Linked DNA regions of Homo sapiens: region 1 is linked to region 2. A link is a contact called in ENCODE Hi-C data. All regions are on one chromosome and are shown on one strand. The core of a region is the stretch at or near the end of the contact, and the rest is flanking DNA. Distances in the headings are between cores, read along the strand shown.

What was found. Hi-C counts contacts between places; a loop is a spot of excess contacts on that map. Pooled maps may share reads with other maps.
Region 1: a loop to region 2 is called in a pooled map, with 11 times the contacts of the local background. The contact joins the promoter of SPRY2 here to the promoter of POU4F1 in region 2. A Hi-C loop is called at or near these places in 1 of 168 maps with a recorded cell type or tissue (naive thymus-derived CD4-positive, alpha-beta T cell), 3 of 37 single-sample maps with no recorded cell type and 10 of 50 pooled maps.

The regions. Positions count from the first base shown.
Region 1 is chr13:80,339,768-80,342,997 of GRCh38, reverse strand. It overlaps SPRY2 (sprouty RTK signaling antagonist 2), which reads left to right and starts at 1,872. Exons shown (of 2, transcript NM_005842.4): 1 at 1,872-2,376. RefSeq lists an enhancer at 1-48 and silencers at 1-55, 1,455-1,504, 1,735-1,924.
Region 2 is chr13:78,602,185-78,605,649 of GRCh38, reverse strand. POU4F1 (POU class 4 homeobox 1) reads left to right here and starts at 2,098. Exons shown (of 2, transcript NM_006237.4): 1 at 2,098-2,446; 2 at 3,099-3,465. The coding sequence starts at 2,324. OBI1-AS1 (OBI1 antisense RNA 1) reads right to left here. Exons shown (of 6, transcript NR_047001.1): 4 at 206-349. RefSeq lists a silencer at 2,148-2,307.

The sequences.
Region 1 (3,230 bases), core at 623-3,122, 1.7 Mb before region 2:
CTGCGTTCACCGTCGGCTCAATGGATTCGGGCGTCCGGCGAGCGGCTGTGGCCAGAGAGGCCCAGCTGTTTTGCGCCCGCAGTCCCGGGACGCTCGGGAGCAGGCCGTTGTAGCCTCGTCCACCCTCACCTTAGGGGTCGGGGGACGTAGGCCAGCGCCCGGAAATAACGCATGCCACTTCCCTTGCCATCTCTGGTTCCAAATCCCTAGAGAAAGAGGAGAGCCCTAGAGAAACATGGAGAAGTCAGGGTGAGACCGCAGCGAGGCAGAGAGCGCGCTGGGGACATTCTAGAGCAGGAGCTCAGAAGAAGGCAGCTAGTTCCAGGGTAGCTGCAAATGGATTGGGTTAAAGCTGGACGAGTGAAGCACCATGTTTTCCTAACACTGCTTTCAAGAACACCCCGCATGGGGCAAGATCGCAGGTGCTATTCGGGAATTTTGACCGTACAAGCAGGTACTTCCCTGTAAAGTAAAAGCATTCTGTAAGTCGCTCGACAGAATGCAATATTAGGCGTGTGTATGCGCAAGTTTTAATTTTCCACTGGTGCTCCCACGTGAAGGCACATTTCTTAGTAAATGAACGGCAGCTAGGACAGTGCATATGTATGCATTTTCTATCTTTATTTTTTTTTTGTAAATGGGAAAGAATAGTGCACCTTCAACATGGACAACAGAATCTTGAGAAATGTTCTAGGTGGCAAGAAAAGTGGGAAATGAAGGATGACTTTTAGTTAAGGGAAGAAGGAAATCTGCAGTGAGCCAACCCTTCCCTCCCCCCCGCCCCCCCATTTCGGAAGCCCATGCTGTCGCCCTGAGTAATCTTGTTCCTGTCTATTAATGAATTAAGTTAAAAGGCTTAGACTGTAGACTTTAGCTACTGCATGAAGCAAAATAGTAAGGAAGCTCTTCAAAAAGCCTCCATTCATAGATAACCCCCCTTAAAAATGAAATTCTAATAAACGGAAAAACTACAAGTCGACACAATCAAAAGCAAATCCCAGCAAGAGCAGAAGGTACTTGAAACTCGAATCTGCATTCCGTTCCTCCCGTACAAGGCTCGGAGGTGGGGGAGGCGGTTTGTGCTGGTGCCTGGTGTATAATCGGGTTAATCCAGTAGACAAAGAATAAACCAATAGCCCTCCCACCTCACTTCCCGCTCCCCTTCCCCTCCCCCTTCTTCTCCCCCCGCCCCAGCCCCCGTCACCCGCTCCGCAAAGGGGAACAGAAAAGGGGAGAGGTAGACTTGAAATGGATTCTGGATAAAGTCTTAAAACCTGCAACTTGTTTTTCATGCTAACACTGCGTGGCCCAGATTAGTCTTAAATGTTCATTCCCCTTTCCTGGTGGCAAGGAGAAAGTTCCCTAAGTCAGCTCGAGCCTCTGGCTCGTCCTCATTGCCTCTGGGCAAACCTTAAGGTCAGTGTTTCCTTGAAACTAGATAAACTGACCCTGCAGTGCCCAGCCCGGCCCCGCGGGCGCCCCGCGTGACGGCGCTCGGGCGGCAGGACCGGCCTGGGGACGCGCGGGGCGGCGCGGTTGCCCTTTTGAATGCCTCCTGCGGCTCGGAGCGCTGGCGGGCGCTGGAGTGTGAGTGAATGTAGCCCCGCGGAGCCAATGAGCTGGGACCGGATGCGATATATCCTCTGGGACAACAACTGCTCTGTTCCGCCTCGGATCCACATGACGCCATTTACTGCTGCCGCGGCCGCCGCAGAGCTCCCTGCCTCCTCCGGAAAGGCGAGGGCGCAGGCCAACGGCGAGCCCCCCCCGGGCGGGCCCCAGACCCTCCTCCTCCTCCTCCTCCTCCTCTTCCTCCTCCTCCGCACCCACCGCCCCCGCCTCGGCCTCGCTGCCTCGCCTCCACAACGCCCAGTCTGCACCGCCGAGAGCTGCGCGCCGCAGCGCTAGCGGAGGAGAGGGGCCGGCGGAGCGCGCAGCGCCCAGGCCCCCGCGCCCGCCCGGCCCGGCCCGGCCCGCGCCCCCGCGCCGCCTCCGCTACGACGCGGCCCCGGCCGCACCACTTGGCGATCTGGCTTTAGGTTCTCCGTAAGGCCGTTTTCTTTTCCCATTCGCTCATCTGCCAGGAAAAGGGACTTGCCGTTGGCGCTTCGGCCTCTTGTTCATTGAGAAAAAAGAGGAAATACTCCGCGTGCGCTTGTAGAAGGGGAGTCGTCTCCAGCTCCGAACCCCGGAGTGTTCATCAGCGGGGAATCTGGCTCCGAATTCTCTTTTTTTCTCCCGCCGATTGCTCGGAAGTTGGTCTAAAGCAGAGGTTGGAAAGAAAGGAAAAAAGTTTGCATCGAGACTGGATTTATTTGCACATCGCAGAAAGAAGAGAATCCAAGGGAGAGGGGTTGGTGCAAAGCCGCGATCACGGTGAGGCACGTTTGGCTCTTCCCCTCCTGGCGCCGCGGCCGGCGCGTTGTGGGCAACATGGAGTAGGTGCAGCCGGACCAGGAGTTGGGTCCGTCTCTCCCCGAGCCTCCCTTTCTCAAATCCCGCAGGGTCTTCGCGAGGATCCGGGGCGCTCCCCGCGGACCTGCCTCGCCCGGGGCTTGGGCTCGGCCTGCCTCTGCGGGGACTTCTGTATGCACCCCGTGCAGTGTCCCCGACAGGCGACCCCGCGCGCCCGCGCTCTAGGGGGTTGGGACGGAGGACAGCTAGCCTGAAGTCTGCTCCCAGCCGTGCACTGGCCGCGAATTCGGCGCTGAGAGCGGGAGAGGGAGAGAAAAACACTTTGTATTTTCCAGGTTGCCTTTGCAGGCGCCCGCATTTCTAACCTGTTCTTCCTCTTGGTGGAAGGCAAAGTCCAGGGAGAGGCTGTCCCTAGGCGGGGCGCTGGTGGGGCTGGGGGACACAGGTTGCCCGCCTCGGGGGCAGGAGACTTCCAGGGTGAGAAAAAGGCAGGGTGCCGGGTGGAGGGAGTGCCCGCCTCTGCTCCGTGTGGACAGTCTAGCCCGGAGCGGGTGGGAGCGTCGCCCTGCCTGGCGCCGGGTCTCTGCGGTTCGGAAGTGCAGCTCTCTCTCTTCCGTTCTTCGTGGTCAGCCTGGGTCACACTTATTTTATTTTTGGAAGCTCGGGCTGACCCAGCGCAGGAAGAAAGTCATCAAGCGGTCGCGATCATTTTCCATTACCTGAAAGTAGGTGGCAAAATAGGCAATTTTTTATTTCCTTTTGTTGTTGTTGTTGCTGTGTTTTAATTTGGATTCTTGTGTGTTTTTTACAAAGCA
Region 2 (3,465 bases), core at 849-3,348:
TTTACCTTTCTGTTGCTCCTGTACCCTTCAGGGTCCCTAAAGACCAGCGCTTCCTTGAGAGGGGAGGGGCAGGTTCCAGGCCCTCACCCTCTGTGGGGGCCTTTTCTTTCCCGTCAAGAGAGAGCGCAGGGAACGGCCACCAGGGGTGTCAGGAAGGACTAGGTTAAGCCCGGACTCCCGGTGTGATGACTACCGTAGGACTCACTCTTTCCCTCTAGCGACGTCCTGCTCATCGTCCACTCCCCGTTGAGATAAAGTTGCATTTAGCGCTCCCAGGGGACTGCGTAATGGATGGAACCAGCTCCTTCTCTCACCAGCAAGTGAACATCCTTCTCACTTCCCTCTGGAGCTAGAAGGAAGGGAGGGGGTGGGGGGGAACATGAAAAGAAAGAAAGAAAAAGCCATGGTGACGCCTGTGGGCTCTTCTTGGAATCTGAGTAGGTGAGTGGGTATGCTAAACACACATGCATTTGTGCAGAGGAAAGATAAAATCCACGGGAACGCAAATTTAGGTTTATAGAAATGAGATCTGCTCTTTGGTGGAAATACAGACTTCCTTGGTGTGGGAGAGAACAGAAAGATTATCTGATTTCTGCTTTCCATAAGCAGCCCCTTGCTGCTCTCCAGCTCTCTTACCGCAGATGTGATAACATCTGGGCTGTTAGGTTATTATCACCGCGAGCAAGTGCTCCTTCCCTGGGGACTTTGGCACCTGAACTGTGGCTCCCCTGGGAGGCTCTTGATCTGCTACCACATAAGGGCCATATAACAGGTTGGCTAATTGATTTATTCTTTTTAGGTCTTAATTTCACAATAATTTTTTAAAAATTTAAAAACTGGACCAGAGCTTGTCCCCGTTCTTTCAAATTGGCTTGATTTAATATTTTTGAATCAAGCTTTCCTGTAAGTTAGTTTGATCTGTCTCCTATTGAAAAAAATATATATAAGCAGGCAGAGATATGAGGCAAAAAGCCAAAAAGATGGAAGGGAAAAGAAAGTTCTCTTTTCAACATCTTATTCCCTTTTCTCTGAAGCAGTTTTCCTGGAGTTCCCAGCATAAAGTGTGTGTGTGTGTGTGTGTGTGTGTGTGTGTGTGTGTACGCTGAGGGGAGGAAGGATCCCAACTACACCCTGTTAACTGTTTTTTCCTTTTGATTACTAGAAGCCTTAGATCACCCGGAGCTCGTTTGAAACGTGGGTTTGTACACGGTTGAAGGAGACAAACAATAAGAGAAATGCACAATTTCATTTCAACAGCTTTTCCCGAGTAGAAAGCACACGCTCCTTGTGGCTCCTAAGTGGCTGTCACTGGCGGTGCCTGACACAGTTATATTCACAACAACAACAAAAAAGTATGCGGAGGAAATTAAATTATATGGAAATCAATAGCGTCTGACTGCTTCAAACAAATGTCTGTCACCGCGATTATTCTCCAGGAACCTATTTATAAACCTTTAAAGAAACAGGTTCTTGCAGCAAAAGACAGCACCTTCTGCATTTCTGTGTTGTTATTTATACTGTATACAGAGGAATGCGCGGGCATAATTTAACGTAGAAATGTCCAGCTGTATACATTATACAACAGCTTGTTAGGCATCCCGAAGAGGAGGAATGCCTAAGTAATGCTCATATATTCAAGGCTTGCTATCAGGGAGAAGAAACATACACACATACACACACACGCACGCACACACACACACACACACACACATAGAGGGGCGTGCGCGCATCTCGTCTTTTTTATTCTAAAAGGTGCCCACCCTTAGACAATAGCTGGACCTTCTGATCTTTCCAGACCACGGTGGGAAAGGTGAGGCGGGCAGTGCGCATGCCCGGGTAGCTACAGGTGCATCACCTGCGCTGTCCTTGCTGGTGGTCACTATAAGAGCGGCTCCCACGCGCTGGTCGCGGCCGGACGAGCGCGCGCGCGCGCAGACGCACGGGGCCGCCGAGAAGGAGAGCGCGCGTCAGACAGACGGAGACAGCTGATGCCTGTCAGCGCGGTGGGGCCGCGAGCTCTCGCGAGAGCTCCCCGGGACGGCCGCGAGAAGTGGGGCTCAGGTGTTAGAGGAGTGCATCCCGTCGGCGCGCGGGGCTAGAGCTGTCGGAGAAGCGGGACCGCGAGGCCGGCGCGCGGCGCTCTGCGCGGTCAGAGGGAGCGCCTGGCAGCAGCAGGAGCAGCAGCAGCAGCCCGCGGCGGGGCCGCCGCCAGCCGCCGCGACCGCCGCGGCTGCAGCCTCCGAAGGGAGGCCGGGTGAGCCGGCGTACGCACTTTCCCGCGGACTTTCGGAGTGTTTGTGGATATACATGCCAAGCCGCCACGATGATGTCCATGAACAGCAAGCAGCCTCACTTTGCCATGCATCCCACCCTCCCTGAGCACAAGTACCCGTCGCTGCACTCCAGCTCCGAGGCCATCCGGCGGGCCTGCCTGCCCACGCCGCCGGTAAGCGCCCCACGCCCGCGGCCCCGGCCCGCGCGCCCGCCCCTCCCCGTCTCCGAAACGCTGCATGTCGGGGGCTGGTGTGTGCAGGTCCCGGTGCGGGGAACTGCGGGCAGGGGGTGTAGAGCAGTCCCGCAGCGAGGCACGTTTTGTCCGGCGGCCCTTAATGTCGTGTTCCTGTCTGCCTCTGCCTCCGCGTCAGGCGCCTGCGATCGGAGTAGGGAGCGCTGGGGCCAGGACTCTCGACTTCCCTCTACTTTCTCTGTTAATTTCACGCCTCAGAAAGGCAGTCTCTGTGCGTGCTCGGGTGTGTGACACGGGTCCCCAGCTGCGAGTTACATTTCCATTTCTTCTTTTCCCTCTTTTTCGTCTCCCACGCCCGTTTCCGGAATGTGTTCTTGTGTCCCCCTTTCTCCCTACTTCTGTCCCCCTCTCCACGCTCCCATCCCTTCTCGTCTGCCCCCTCCCTGGTCGTCAATGTGCCCCCTCTCCGTCTTTCCCGCTCTCCACTGCCCCCAAACCCGTTGTTATTTTGGTTGCTTTGTGTTTGCCCTTCGCATGCTGTGCTTTCCGGCCTGTGTGTGTGTTTCTTCTGTTGTTTTGTTTTGCTCTTTTGGTTTTGTGGTTTTTTTGGTTTGGTTTGTGTCGCCTGCAGCTGCAGAGCAACCTCTTCGCCAGCCTGGACGAGACGCTGCTGGCGCGGGCCGAGGCGCTGGCGGCCGTGGACATCGCCGTGTCCCAGGGCAAGAGCCATCCTTTCAAGCCGGACGCCACGTACCACACGATGAACAGCGTGCCGTGCACGTCCACTTCCACGGTGCCTCTGGCGCACCACCACCACCACCACCACCACCACCAGGCGCTCGAACCCGGCGATCTGCTGGACCACATCTCCTCGCCGTCGCTCGCGCTCATGGCCGGCGCGGGCGGCGCGGGCGCGGCGGCCGGCGGCGGCGGCGCCCACGACGGCCCGGGGGGCGGTGGCGGCCCGGGCGGCGGCGGCGGCCCGGGCGGCGGCCCCG